2 separate regions of the Homo sapiens genome follow, and region 1 is linked to region 2. A link is an interaction called in ENCODE POLR2A ChIA-PET data of the cell type or tissue named here. Cell type or tissue: PC-9. All regions are shown on one strand. Each heading gives the region's core, and the rest is flanking DNA. Links, peaks and the distances in the headings are about the cores only.

Evidence for each region. ChIA-PET counts read pairs that join two places held together with the same protein. Peaks named below come from ENCODE experiments on the same cell type or tissue, not always from the same donor. Only the 100,000 strongest peaks of a DNase experiment are listed, where the experiment ranks them.
Region 1: POLR2A ChIA-PET joins it to region 2 with 5 read pairs; 1 of 35 experiments calls an interaction of 5 or more read pairs at or near these places.

Annotation. Positions count from the first base shown.
Region 1 is chr19:4,858,668-4,863,667 of GRCh38, forward strand. PLIN3 (perilipin 3) reads right to left here. Exons shown (of 8, transcript NM_005817.5): 2 at 2,662-2,744; 3 at 1,159-1,357; 4 at 923-1,005. The coding sequence starts at 2,727. Among named protein-coding and RNA genes, the nearest start is that of PLIN3, 6.5 kb to the right of the region's middle. In PC-9, for the core only: no CTCF peak of the experiment used is centred there; a DNase peak (open chromatin) is centred at 2,704.
Region 2 is chr19:5,508,617-5,516,333 of GRCh38, forward strand. No RefSeq gene overlaps it. Among named protein-coding and RNA genes, the nearest start is that of TINCR, 55 kb to the right of the region's middle. RefSeq lists an enhancer at 4,314-4,813. In PC-9, for the core only: no CTCF peak of the experiment used is centred there; a DNase peak (open chromatin) is centred at 3,425.

The DNA of each region.
Region 1 (5,000 bases), core at 1-5,000, 650 kb before region 2:
CACCGCGCCTGGCCAGAATATGGTGTTTTTTTGGTTTTTTTTTTTTTTTTTGAGATGGAGTTTCACTCTTGCTGCCCAGGCTAGAGTGCAATGGCATGATCTCGGATCACTGCAACCTCCGCCTCCAGGGTTCAAGAAATTCTCCTGCCTCAGCCTCCCGAGTAGCTGGGATTACAGGCACCCGCTACCACACCCAGATAAATTTTGTATTTTTAGTAGAGACGGGGTTTCTCCATGTTGGTCAGGCTGGTCTCAAACTCCCAACCTCAGGTGATCCTCCCGCCTTGGCCTCCCAAAGTGCTGGGATTACAGGCATGAGCCACCGCGCCCGGCCAGGAACATGGTGTTTTGATGTTTTGACTTTCCTGCCGCCAACCTTTTCTGACTAATAAGTTATGGAGGTGGCAACATTCTGTGTAAAGGGCCACGTAACTAAGATTTTCAGTACTGTGGGTCACAGTCTCTGTCACAACTACTCAACCTTGCCATTGTAGGGTGAAAGCAGTCATAGACAATATGTAAATAAATGGGCATGGCTGTGTGCCAATAAAACTTTATTATAAAAACAAGTGGGCTGGGCACCGTGGCTCATTCCTATAATCCCAGCACTTTGAGAGGCTGAGGCAGCTGGATCACCTGAGGTCAGGAGTTCGAGACCAGCCCGGCCAACATGGTGAAACCCCATCTCTACTAAAAATACAAAAACTAGATGGGCATGGTTGCAGGCGCCTGTAATCTGGCTGGCTTTGCAATTATTCCTCCAGCTACCCTGTGGGGAGTGGATTCGGGGTGGGGATGGGAACCGACAGGAGAGGCAGCAGGGAGGATGCCATCAAGCTTGTCTAGTTAAGCTGGGACCAGCGCACTCCACACCCAGGTAGGTCCCTGTCTCGACAGAGCCCCTGAGGACGGACATCGTTACCTTCTCCGTGGGCTGCTGCAGGATGGGGAGGTTCTCCTCCAACTTGTCCAGCCCCCTGTGGGCGTATTCGCTGGCTGATGCAACTGCCAACAACAATTAAGACGCAAATGTGACTGCTGGAAGGTCACCTAGTAATGGTTCAGGGGGACAGGACCAAGAGCTGGGTAGACCCCCCTACTCCCCACCCAGGGAAATGACCAGGAGGGGAATTCAGTGCCCCCTGGGACTTCACCCACTCTGGGGCTCCAGCTTGGAGAGGATCGGCTGAGCCCCGCTGACAGCAGCCGCCGTGAGGGTCCTCACTCCCTTCTCTGCTGCGTCGCAGACAGTCTTGATGTGCGGGTAGCTCTCCTTGGTGGAGGCATAGGCTGCGGACACCATGTCGCAGGTGGAGCTGATCAGAGGCATGCTGGCCACACGGTCCACCACACTGGGCTACAGGAGAGAAGTGGCTCAGGCAAACTGGGTGGGGGAAGATGGGGAGCTCAGCCGGAAACTCAGGGTGCCCTGCAGTTTTGCTCTTACTCCTGGCCAGTGAAACGGCTCAGTTTACCCACACTTTGCATCCAGGCAGTTGCACAAGCCAGGAACCTTGGGGTTTCGCCACGTGCTTCCTTTATTTTTATTTTATTTTTGAAACGGAGTCTTGCACTGTTGCCCGGGCTGGAGTGCACTGATGCGATCTCAGCTCACTGCAACCTCCACCTCCCAGGTTCAAACGATTCTCCTGCCTCATCCTCCTGAGTAGCTGGGATTACGGGTGCCACCACGCCCAGCTAATTTTTTTGTATTTTTAGTAGAGATGGGGTTTCACCATGTTGGCCAGGCTGGTCTTGAACTCCTGACCTCGTGATTCGCCCACCTCAGCCTCCCAAAGTGCTGGGATTACAGGCGTGAGCCACCGCACTCAGCCCACGTGCTTCCTTGAACACAGGCTATTTACATGAGCCTGCACTTTATCCCAGCGATGTGCCAGGTGGTGATAAGGGACAACAGTTCCATTCTCATGGCAGTTAGGGTCTAAACCGGGGGCTGTAGACCACAGCCCATGGGTCACAGCCAGCGCACCACTTGATTTTTAAATTTTAATTATTTTTGGGGCCAGGAGCAGTGGCTCACGCCTGTAATCCGAGCACTTTGGGAGACCGAGGCGGGTGGGTCACTTTGGGTCAGGAGTTTGAGACTAGCCTGGCCAACATGGTGAAACTCCGTCTCTACTAAAAATACAAAAATTAGCCGGGCGTGGTGGCACATGCCTGTTACCCCAGCTACTTGGGAGGCTGAGGCAGGAGAATTGCTTGAACCCAGGAGGCAGAGGTTGCAGTGAGCCAAGATGTCACCACTGCACTCCAGGCTGGGCGACACAGCAAGGTTCCATCTCAAAAATATATACATAAAATAAAATCACCTGAGGATGAGAGATCTGGAATAGAAACTGGCCTCCTAGGACGTCCCTGAGAGAGCCTTCAGAGGTGAGGATGATTTGGCTCAGGGGTTGGGGAGGGCAGGTAGTTTCAGACAGAACCCTGCTCCCTCAGGCCCTCCAAGGGCCTTTGAGATTCCCCCCTCCCAACTGGGGACACCAGTGAGTGGTCCATACCCCACTGAGGAATAAATCCCTCTGGCTCCGTGAGCTGCCGGCAGATCCCTGGCTCCCTGCCAGGGCACCCTGGGGTGGGAAGCCTCCTTGCACGGGAATCACAGGGTCGGGGCAGTCCCTGGTCCCGGCCCTTCCTCACCTGCTGTACCGGTTCTTCCACTGTCACCTGGGTGCTGCCATCAGCCTCTGCCCCGTCGGCAGACATGGTCTCTGCAGCAGACGCTGAGGAGAGAGGAACAGTCAGGTACAGCCTGCCTGGCCCCACCTTCCAGGAGAAAGTCCAGGCCCACGCTGCAGCTGGAAGACAGGGTTCACACCTGCCCATGACTTACAGCTGTGTCTTTCAGTCCTTAGCAGGCACAAGAGTGACCTCTGGACTTTGTTCAATAGCAAGTGCTGATTCTAAAGCTTCGGGATGGGGCTCACCTGGCCCCCTATTTCTTTTTTTTTTTCTTTATTTTCTTTGGAGACAGTCTCACTCTGTCGCCCAGGATGGAGTGCAGTGGGGCAACCTGGGCTCACTGCAACCTCCGCCTCCTGGTTTCAAGCAATTCTCCTGCCTTAGCCTCCCGAGTAGCTGGATTACAGGCACCCACCACCACGCCCAGCTAATTTTTGTATTTTTAGTAGAGACGGGGTTTCACCATATTGGCCTGGCTAGTCTTGAACTCCTGACCTTGTGTTCCACCCACCTTGGCCTCCCAAAGTGCTGGGATTACAGGTGTGAGCCACCACACCTGATCCTTTCTTTTTTTTTTTTCTCATTAAAGACAGGGTCTTGCTCTGTCACCCAGGCTGGAGTACAGTGGTACAATCACAGCTCACTGCAGCCTCTAACTCCTGGGCTTAAGGGATCCTCCTGCCTCAGCTTCCCAAGTAACTAGGACTATAGGCACACACCACCACGCCTACTTAATTTTTTCTTTTTGGGTAGAGATGTTATCTTTTTTTTTTTTTTTTGAGACAGAGTCTTGCTCTGTCGCCAGGCTGGAGTGCAGTGGCACGATCTCGGCTCACTGTAACCTCCACCTCCCACGTTCAAGCAATTCCCCTGCCTCAGCCTTCCCAGTAGCTGGGACTACAGGCGTGTGCCACTACACCTGGCCAATTTTTTGTATTTTTTTAGTAGAAACGGGTTTTCACCATGTTGGCCAGGATGGTCTTGATCTCCTGACCTCGTGATCCGCCCGCCTCGGCCTCCCAAAGTGCTGGGATTATAGGTGTGAGCCATTGTGCCTGGCCAATGGTATCTTGCTATGTTGCCCAGGCTGGTCTCGAATTCCTGGTCTCAAACAATCCTCTTGCCTTGGACTCCCAAAGTTCTGGGATTACAGGAGTGAGCCACCATGCCCGGCCCTGACCCTGCATTTCTAAAAGGCTCCCAGGCAGTGTTGATGCAGCTGGTCCCTGGGACACACGTCAGGAAGCAAGGCTTGGGAACAGTCCCTTCAGGGCTCACCTGTACTCCAGCAAGCCAGGTATGACCTAAAACCTCTGTAGAGGACAATTTGCCAATAGCTGTCAAGTTCCAAGAGCCATCTTCCCCTTGACCCAGAAACCTCACTTCGGGGAAGAACCCACACCTGTGTTTCCACATGAGCAGAGCTGTGTGGACTTACTGGCCACAACATGACACTGGAAACAACCTGGATGCCCAGCAAAAGGGGAATAAGAAAACAACAAGTGTGGCCAGACACAGTGGCTCACGCCTGTAATCCCAGCACTTTGGGAGGCCGAGGTGGGTGGAACACGAGGTCAGGAGTTCGAGTCCAGCCTGGCCAACATAGTGAAACCCCGTCTCTACTAAAAATACAAACATTAGCCAGGCATGATGGTGGGCGCCTGTAATCCCAGCTACTCAGGAGGCTGAGGCAGGAGAATCGCTTGAACCCAGGAGGCGGAGGTTGCAGTGAGGTGAGATCGCGCCACTGCACTCCAGCCTGGGCAACAGAGTGAGACTCCGTCTCAAAACACAAAAACAAAAATAAGTGTATCCCAATGCAGTGGCTAAAGAATGAGATTTAAAGGCCGGGTGCGGTGGCTCACGCCTGTAATCCCAGCACTTTGGGAGGCCAAGGCGGGTGGATCACCTGAGGTCAGGAGTTCGAGACCAGCCTGACCAACATGGAGAAACCCCATCTCTACTAAAAATATAAAATTAGCCAGGCATGGTGGCGAATGCCTGTAATCCCAGCTATTCAGGAGGCTGAGGCAGGAGAGTTACTTGAACCCGGGAAGCGGAAGTTGCAGTGAGCCGAGATCGCGCCGCTGCACTCCAGCCTGGGCAACAGGAGCGAAACTCTGTCTCAAAAAAAAAAAAAAAAGAGATTTAAATGTAACTCACATGGGCCAGATGTGGTGGGTCACACCTCTAATCCCAGCACTTTGGGAGGCCGAGGCAGGAGGATCACCTGAGGTCAGGAGGTGGAGACCAGCCTGGCCAACATGGCAAAACCCCGTCTCTACTAAAAATACAAA
Region 2 (7,717 bases), core at 1,054-6,053:
GGCAGGTGGATCACTTGAGGTCAGAGGTCAGGAGTTCAAGACCAGCCGGGCCAACATGGTGAAACCCTGCCTTTACTAAAAATACAAAAATTAGCCGGGCATGGTGGTGTGTGCTTGTAATCCCAGCTGCTCAGGAGGCTGAGGCAGGAGAATTGCTTAAACCCAGGAGGTGGAGGTTGCATTGAGCCAAGATCGCACCATTGCACACCAGCCTGGGCGACAGAGTGAGACTCCGTCTGAAAGAAAAAAAAAAAAATACAGAATGCCGGGTTCAATCTGAGTTTCAGCCAAACAACAAGTGAGTTTTTAGTATAAGTATAGCCCATGCAATATTTGGGGTATACTCAGACTTTTTTTTTTTTTTTCTTAAAAAAGTATTTTCTGTTTATTTGAAATTCAAGTTGAACTGGGTGTCCTGTATCTTACCTCACAATCCTTCTGTGACGGGCAGGACTCCAGCTCCCAACAGCCCGTAAGGGACGAGACTGACTCCCATTCACCTGATGGGAAAATTGAGGCAAGAGGGGTCGGGCACGGTGGCTCACGCCTGTAATCCCAGCTCTTAGGGAGGCTGAGGCAGGTGGATCACAAGGTCAGGAGATCAAGACCATCCTGGCTAACACAGTGAAAACACGTCTTTACTAAAAATACAAAAAAAAAAAAAAATTAGCCAGGCTTGGTGGCGGGCACCTGTAGTCCCAGCTACTCGGGAGGCTGAGGCAGGAAAATGGCGTGAACCTGGGAGGTAGAACTTGCAGTGAGCCAAGGTTGCGCCACTGCACTCCAGCCTGGGCAACAGAGCGAGACTCCATCTCAAAAAAAAAAAAAAAAGGAAAAAGAAAAAAAAAAAGAAACAGAAACAGGGCTTTGTGTCTCTGGACCTCGGTCTCCACACTGCACAATGGGTGTGATGGTGGCCCCTCCATCACGCGGTGCTCAGGCTGAGGAAATGATTTGTGGATACCCACCAGCCCATGAGCACTCGATTCTTGGGTCTCCCCAGTGCCAACAAAGAGAGAGACAGAGGCAAAGACAGAGAGACAAAGAGAGAGACAAGAGAGAGGGATCTGGGCTGGTTCCGGAAGGGCGAGCCCCCTTTGCGGATGGGGTGGCCCAGGAGGGTGGGAATTCAGTTTGCAAATCAGAAGGTTCCAGACTTTTCTGTAAGGCAGGGAGACAGCTAAAGAGGAGCCTGCAGGCCGGGCGCGGTGGCTCATGCCTGTAATCCCGACACATTGAGATTGGGATCTGACCAAGGTGGGTGGATCATTTGAAGTCAGGAGTTTGAGACTAACCCGACCAACATGGTGAAAACCCATCTCTACTAAAAATGCAAAAAATTAGCCAGGCGTGGTGGTGCATGCCTGTAATCCCAGCTATTCAGGAGGCTGAAGCAGGAGAATCTCTTGAGCCTGGGAGGTGGAGGTTGCAGTGAGCTGACATCATGCCACTGCACTCCAGCCTGGGCGACAGAGCGAGACTCCGTCTCAAAAATAAATAAATAAATAAATAAATAAATAAATAAATAAAGGGGAGCCTGTAGGATGCAGAGACCCAGAGCACCTACCCACAGCTGCCAACGCCCAGTCCCCAAGATGGCCCTGCTGAGCAGTTTTAAGTATTGTTAAAGATAAAATAATTTTTCCTTCTCTGAGCCATCTGATTGACGTGGTAATGGGCCCCGCAGACAGGGAGAAGGTCAGGTTGCAATGTAATCAGTTTTTTCTAGAGTGACGTATAATCATGATAGCAGTGCACCTGGAAAAGGGGGAGGGACCTGCGACAGTCCCCAGACCCTCTGAGCTCTCCGTTGCAGGACACGACAGGGCCACAAGGACGGTGGGACCCAGGGAGGCTTCCTGGAGGAGGCGTAGCTGCAGCTGGGATTGGAAGGACATGGCATCACAAATGCAAAGTTGTGGAGGTTGGAACTGTCTCTTTGTGCCTCTTCCTGATCCCACTAGATCTTACTCTCCAGGGGAGAATCCAATTCCCACCTTTCCCAGCGTCTAGAGACATCCGCATCCCTTGGCTCAGGGCCCCCTCCTCCACCTTCACAGCCAGCAGTGGCTGGTCTAGTCCTTCTTTGGTTTTTTTGTTTGTTTGTTTGTTTGAGACAGAGTCTCACCCTGTAAGGCAGGAAGACAGCTAAAGAGGAGCCTGCAGGCCGGGCGCGGTGGCTCATGCCTGTAATCCCGACACTTTGAGATTGGGATCCGGCCGAGGTGGGTGGATCATTTGAAGTCAGGAGTTTGAGACCAGCCCGACTAACATGGTGAAACCCCGTCTCTACTAAAAATGCAAAAAATTAGCCGGACGTGGTGGTACATGTCTGTAATCCCAGCTATTCAGGAGGCTGAAGCAGGAGAATCTCTTGAACCTGAGAGGTGGAGGTGGAGCCCAGGCTGGAGTGCAGTGGCGCCATCTCTGCTAACTGCAACCTCTGCCTCCCGGGTTCAAGTGATTCTCCTGCCTCAGCCTCCCGAGTAGCTGAGATTACAGGCGCCCGTCACCACACCTGGCTAATTTTTGTATTTTTAGTAGAGATGGGGTTTCACCATGTTGGCCAGGCTGGCCTTGAACTCCTGACCTCAAGTGATCCTCCCGCCTCGGCCTCCCAAAATGCTGGGATTACAGGCGTGAGCTACCGCGCCCGGCCAGGCCTGGTCCTTCCTGTGTTGCTATCTGATTCTCTCTCTTCTGCCTCTGTCTTCCACTTTAAAAGACCCTTGCGATGATTTGGGCCCACCAGGTACTCCAGAATAATATCTTTCTCTCTCATCACTAGCTGCCTGGCAACCTTCATTCCACCTGCAACCCTAATTCTCCTTTGCCATTGAATCACATTCATGGGGTCTAAGATTAGGATGTGGACATCTTTGGGGGATCATTATTCTGCCAACTACAACAGCTGACTTGAACCACCAGGCAGACAGCACCACGTCCTACAGCTTGTTCTGTGGCCCAGGCTGGAGTGTAGTGGTGCGATCTTGGCTCACTGCCGCCTCCACCTCCCGGGTTCAAGCGATTATCCTGTCTCAGCCTCCCAAGTAGCCGCGATTACAGGCGTGTGTTACCATGCCTGGCCAATTTTTGCATTTTTAGTAGAGACAGGGTTTCACCATGTTGGCCAGGCTGGTCTTGAACTCCTGACCTCAAGTGATCCACCCGCCTTGGCCTCCCAAAGTGCTGGGATTATAGGTGTGAGCCACCGCGCCCGGCCACTAATTAGGTTTTTTGTTTTTGTTTTTTGTTTTTTCTGTTTTTTTGTTTTTTGTTTTTTGTTTTTGAGACAGAGTCTCACTCTGTCGCCCAGGCTGGAGTGCAGTGGTGCGATGTCGGCTCACTGCAAGCTCCGCCTCCCGGGTTCATGCCATTCTCCTGCCTCACCCTCCTGAGTAACCGGAACTACAGGCATGAGCCACTGCGCCTGGCCCGGTTTTTTTGTATTTTTTGTAGACAGGGTTTCACCATGTTGCCCAGGCTGGTCTTGAACTCCTGAGCTCAAGCGATCCTCCCAACTTGGCCTCCCAAAGTGCTGAGATTATGCACTTTCATGCATTGGGCATTGATTACACCCTGAGCGTGGAGTCATACACTTGACCCTCTTTGCCTCCCCAGCTCCTCCTCACAGGCTCCACCAGGGAAGAAAATACCACTGTACCTAATGCACTGATCAAAACATTGAGACTCAGTGACTGAACAACTTGCCAATGATCCCTCTTGCTCCATAAATTCCGAAGTTGGAATTTAAATGTATGCACATGTGATCGCAAAGCCCGTGGATCTTTTTTTTGTATTTGTATTTGTATTTTTGTATTTGTAACTACTTGTGATTTGTATAATTACTATTATGGTTGTATGGCTACTATCCTTCACTGAGCACCTATTTGTTGATCAGTCTCCAGAATTCACGCCCTAGCTGACTCCTCTGGAAAAGCATTTTACAAAGGAGAGAGCTCAGAGAGGTTGAAGGGCGTGTCCAAGGTCACCCAGTGGGCGGCAGAGCTAGAATTTGAACCCAAGTTCCCCTGGCTGCCGTCCACTGCCTTCCCTGCCTCTGGGAAGAAACCAGGGCTTTGCGGATGATCTACAGAGGCCACTCATCGAGACCCTGCTCGGGTTATTTGGCGGTTTCAGGGGCTCAGCACGCTTTTTTTTTCTTTTCGGCAGAGGCTGGTGGCGGTCCGGGAAGATGAGCCAAGTGCTGAGTCTGCAATGCGAAGTGTCTCTGCAAAAGCCACCAGCCACGTGGCCACAGAGGCCCAGGGCTGTGCAGATGATCAATGTCGCCCCATCCGTCGCTCTGCCATCCTCTCACCTCCGCCTCGGCGTCCTTTATCCCTCCCACTCCGGGTCGCTCTCCAGCTTCCTGGTGCAAAAAGACTGAGCGACACTGCAGAGCGTCCTGAAAATGATGGTGCAGAAATCGTTTAAGGACTGCCGAGGTGAGGAAGGGCAGCCCAGGCCACCATGGAGACACGCAAGGCCGGGTGCCGTGGCTCACGCCTGAAATCCCAGCACTTTGAGAGGCCGAAGTGGGAGGATTGCTTGAGCTCAGGAGTTCGAGGCCAGCCCGGGCAGCATAGCCAGACCCATGTTCCTACAAAAAAACTAGCAGGGCACGGTGGCCTGCACCTGTAGTCCCAGCTACTTGGGAGGCTGAGGCAGGAGAATTGCTTGAGCTTGGGAGGCTAAGGCTGCAATGAGCTGTGATCGTCCTACTGCACTCCAGCCTAGGCAACAGAGCGAGACCCTGTCTCAAGAAAAGAAGGAAGGTTTGGGATGCCAAGGCAGGTGGATTGCCTGAGGTCAGGAGTTCAAGACCAGCCTGGCCAACATGGTGAAACCCCGTATCTACTAAAATCCAAAAATTAGCTGGGCGTGGTGGTGCATGCCTGTAGTTCCAGCTACTAGGGAGGCTGAGGCAGGAGAATGGCGTGAACCTGGGAGGTGGAGCTTGCAGTGAGTCGAGATTGGGCCACTGCACTCCAGCCTGGGCGACAGAGTGAGACTCCGTCTCAAAAAAAAAAAAAAAAAAAAGAAAGAAAATACAAAATTAGCGGGGTATGGTGGCACATGCCTGTAATCCCAGCTACTCGGGAGGCTGAGGGAGGAGAATGGCTTGAATGTGGGAGGTAGAGGTTGTAGTGAGCCGAGATTGCGGCATTGCACTCCAGCCTGGGCAACAAGAGTGAAACTCTGTCTCAAAAAAAAAAAAAAAAAAATAGAGAGAGAGCAGATGAGGACACAGACACACACAGAGGGAAGACAATGTGAGGACACAGGAAAAATGTGGCCATTGAAAAGCCAAGAAGAGAGACCTCAGAAGAGATCAGCCCTGTCAACACCTTGTCTCAGGTGTCTTCCAGCCTCCAGAGTTGTGAGACAACACATTTCTATTGTTTAAGCCAACCAGCCTTTGTACTTCTTTTTGGCAGCCCTAACAAACTCATATAGTGCCCACGAGACCACCTTTACCAGCTCTTCAATAGCCAGGACTCTAAAAGTCACAAAAACAAAGAACAAACAGAAACACTTGATTTCAATTGACTTCAGCAAAAAGGGAGCTATTGTAAATAATAGTATGCCTTCAGGCACGGTTTGATCCAGGTGCTGAAGCCATGTCAAGACCATCTGCTTTCTTCTGAATTAACTTCATTCACAGGAGGCTTTTCCACGTGGTGATCAGATGGGTCCTAGGAGGACAAGGCATTTATCAGCTCAGCAACCCCTGAGGAAAATGTGTCTTCTTACCCCACAGCAGGACTTCACCCACAAGTCCACCAAATATTTAGGAGTTCTCTCTGATTGGGACAACATGGGTCATGGCCCTGAGATAATCACTGAGGCCAGAGGTGTAGCATCCTCTGATTGGCCAGCCCTGGGTATCTTTGATTGGACCTCCCTAGAAAGAGACTTTAAGGCAAGGATTTGTGGGGCAAGGAGTTTATCTAGAAGAAAGCATTCCGGGCCAGGTGCAGTGGCTCACACCTGTAATCCCAGCACTTTGGGAGGCCGAGGCGGGTGGATCATCTGAGGTCGGGAGTTTGAGACCAGCCTGACGAACATGGAGAAACCCTGTCTTTACTAAAAATACAAAAATTAGCCGGATGTGGTGGTGCGTGCCTGTAATCCCAGCTACTTGGGAGGCTGAGGCAGGAGAATCACTTGAACCTGGGAGGCAGAAGTTGTGGTGAGCCGAGATCATGCCATTGCACTCCAGCAAAACTCCATCTCAAAAAAAAAAAAAAAAAAAAAAAAAAAAGCATTCCAGGAATCACTGGGAGGGGAGAGGAAAGTGAGACAAGGGAGGGAAAGAGCCAACACAAGGGGTGTTAATGAGCAGGTGAATGTGCGGGAAACTGGGGCTCGGTCCCACTGGGAACCTCTGGGAGGTACAGAACCTGCTTGGAGTTATCCCAACAGATGGGTCAGGGAGCTGAAGTATTGATCCACCCACTCCCCATCTGTAAAGGTGGAAAGCTGCATTAGCTCTCCTGCCCTCTGGCCTGGCTTGCACAGGACCAAATGGCCTCCAACAGCCAGCAGGACACCATCAGACAGGAGATGTCACAGGTGTTAGCAGTATACAGCCTTCGCATGCAAAGGTGACCTCAAGGCCAGGTGTGGTGGCTCACGCTTGTAATCCCAGCACTTTGGGAGGCCAAGGTGGGCTAATCACCTGAGGTCAGGAGTTCAAGATCAGCCTGGCCAACATGGCAAAACCCCATCTCTACTAAAAATACAAAAAAATTAGCTTGGTGTGGTGGTGGGCACTGTAATCCAGCTACTTGCCAGGAGAATCACTTGAACCCAGGAGGCAGAGGTTGCAGTGAGCTGAGATCATGCCACTGCATTCCAGCCTGGGTGACAGAGCAGGACTCAGCCTTAAAAAAAAAAAAAAAAAAAAAAAGTGACCTCACGATCATAGGGGTAGGGTTGCACTGGGTCACAGCCTCCCTCCCTGGTTCCCAGGTTGAAGCTGACCCTGCCTGGACTTCAGGAACCAAAAGCAAGACAGGGAAGTTCCTCCCAGAAAAATCTAAGGTGCTGTTCCTGAAAAAGGAAGGGTGCAATGGTCTTACTAGAGTCACTTCTCCTTAATTATTCCCATGGATACCATATGTGCCCACTGGGTGCCTCTTGACATTGCCCTCAAGTTGTCCATGACCCTGAGCACCTTCTCAGTCTATAGGGCCGATCACCCTTTCCAACATCACACAGAGAGAGGACCAGATGGTACGATGGATGACACCAAGGCTGCTGTTATTTCTGTGGCTGCCACAAGGTGTTGCTGTTGAACAATAGTCTTGCACAGTCTGTTGCCTCCTTTTCCCTTTGCACTGGCCCCAGTGGAACCCCAACTGAGGTCCGCAAGGTTAGAGTCCTTTGATTTACATTCTTGAATGACTTCAGGCCCCAATCACCAAGCTAGACACAATAACAGGGAAAGTGAAGGAGGTAGAACTTCCAGACACATGTTGCGTTCAAAACCAGGTTTTCCTCCGTTCTCCTCCTCTGTCCCCCTTGAGACTAAGTTCCCACGTGACAGCACTAGGCTTCCTTTTCTGCCTTCAGGTGTCCCTCGGGGCCACTCCTGCCCATCAGAGAGAACCTCAGAAGCAAAAGAAACTGGATTGCAATTCCTTTGCTCCGGTGAATCCCACTTCAACACCACTAGTCAGCTCTGCACACGAAGGAGTTTGAGGAACGG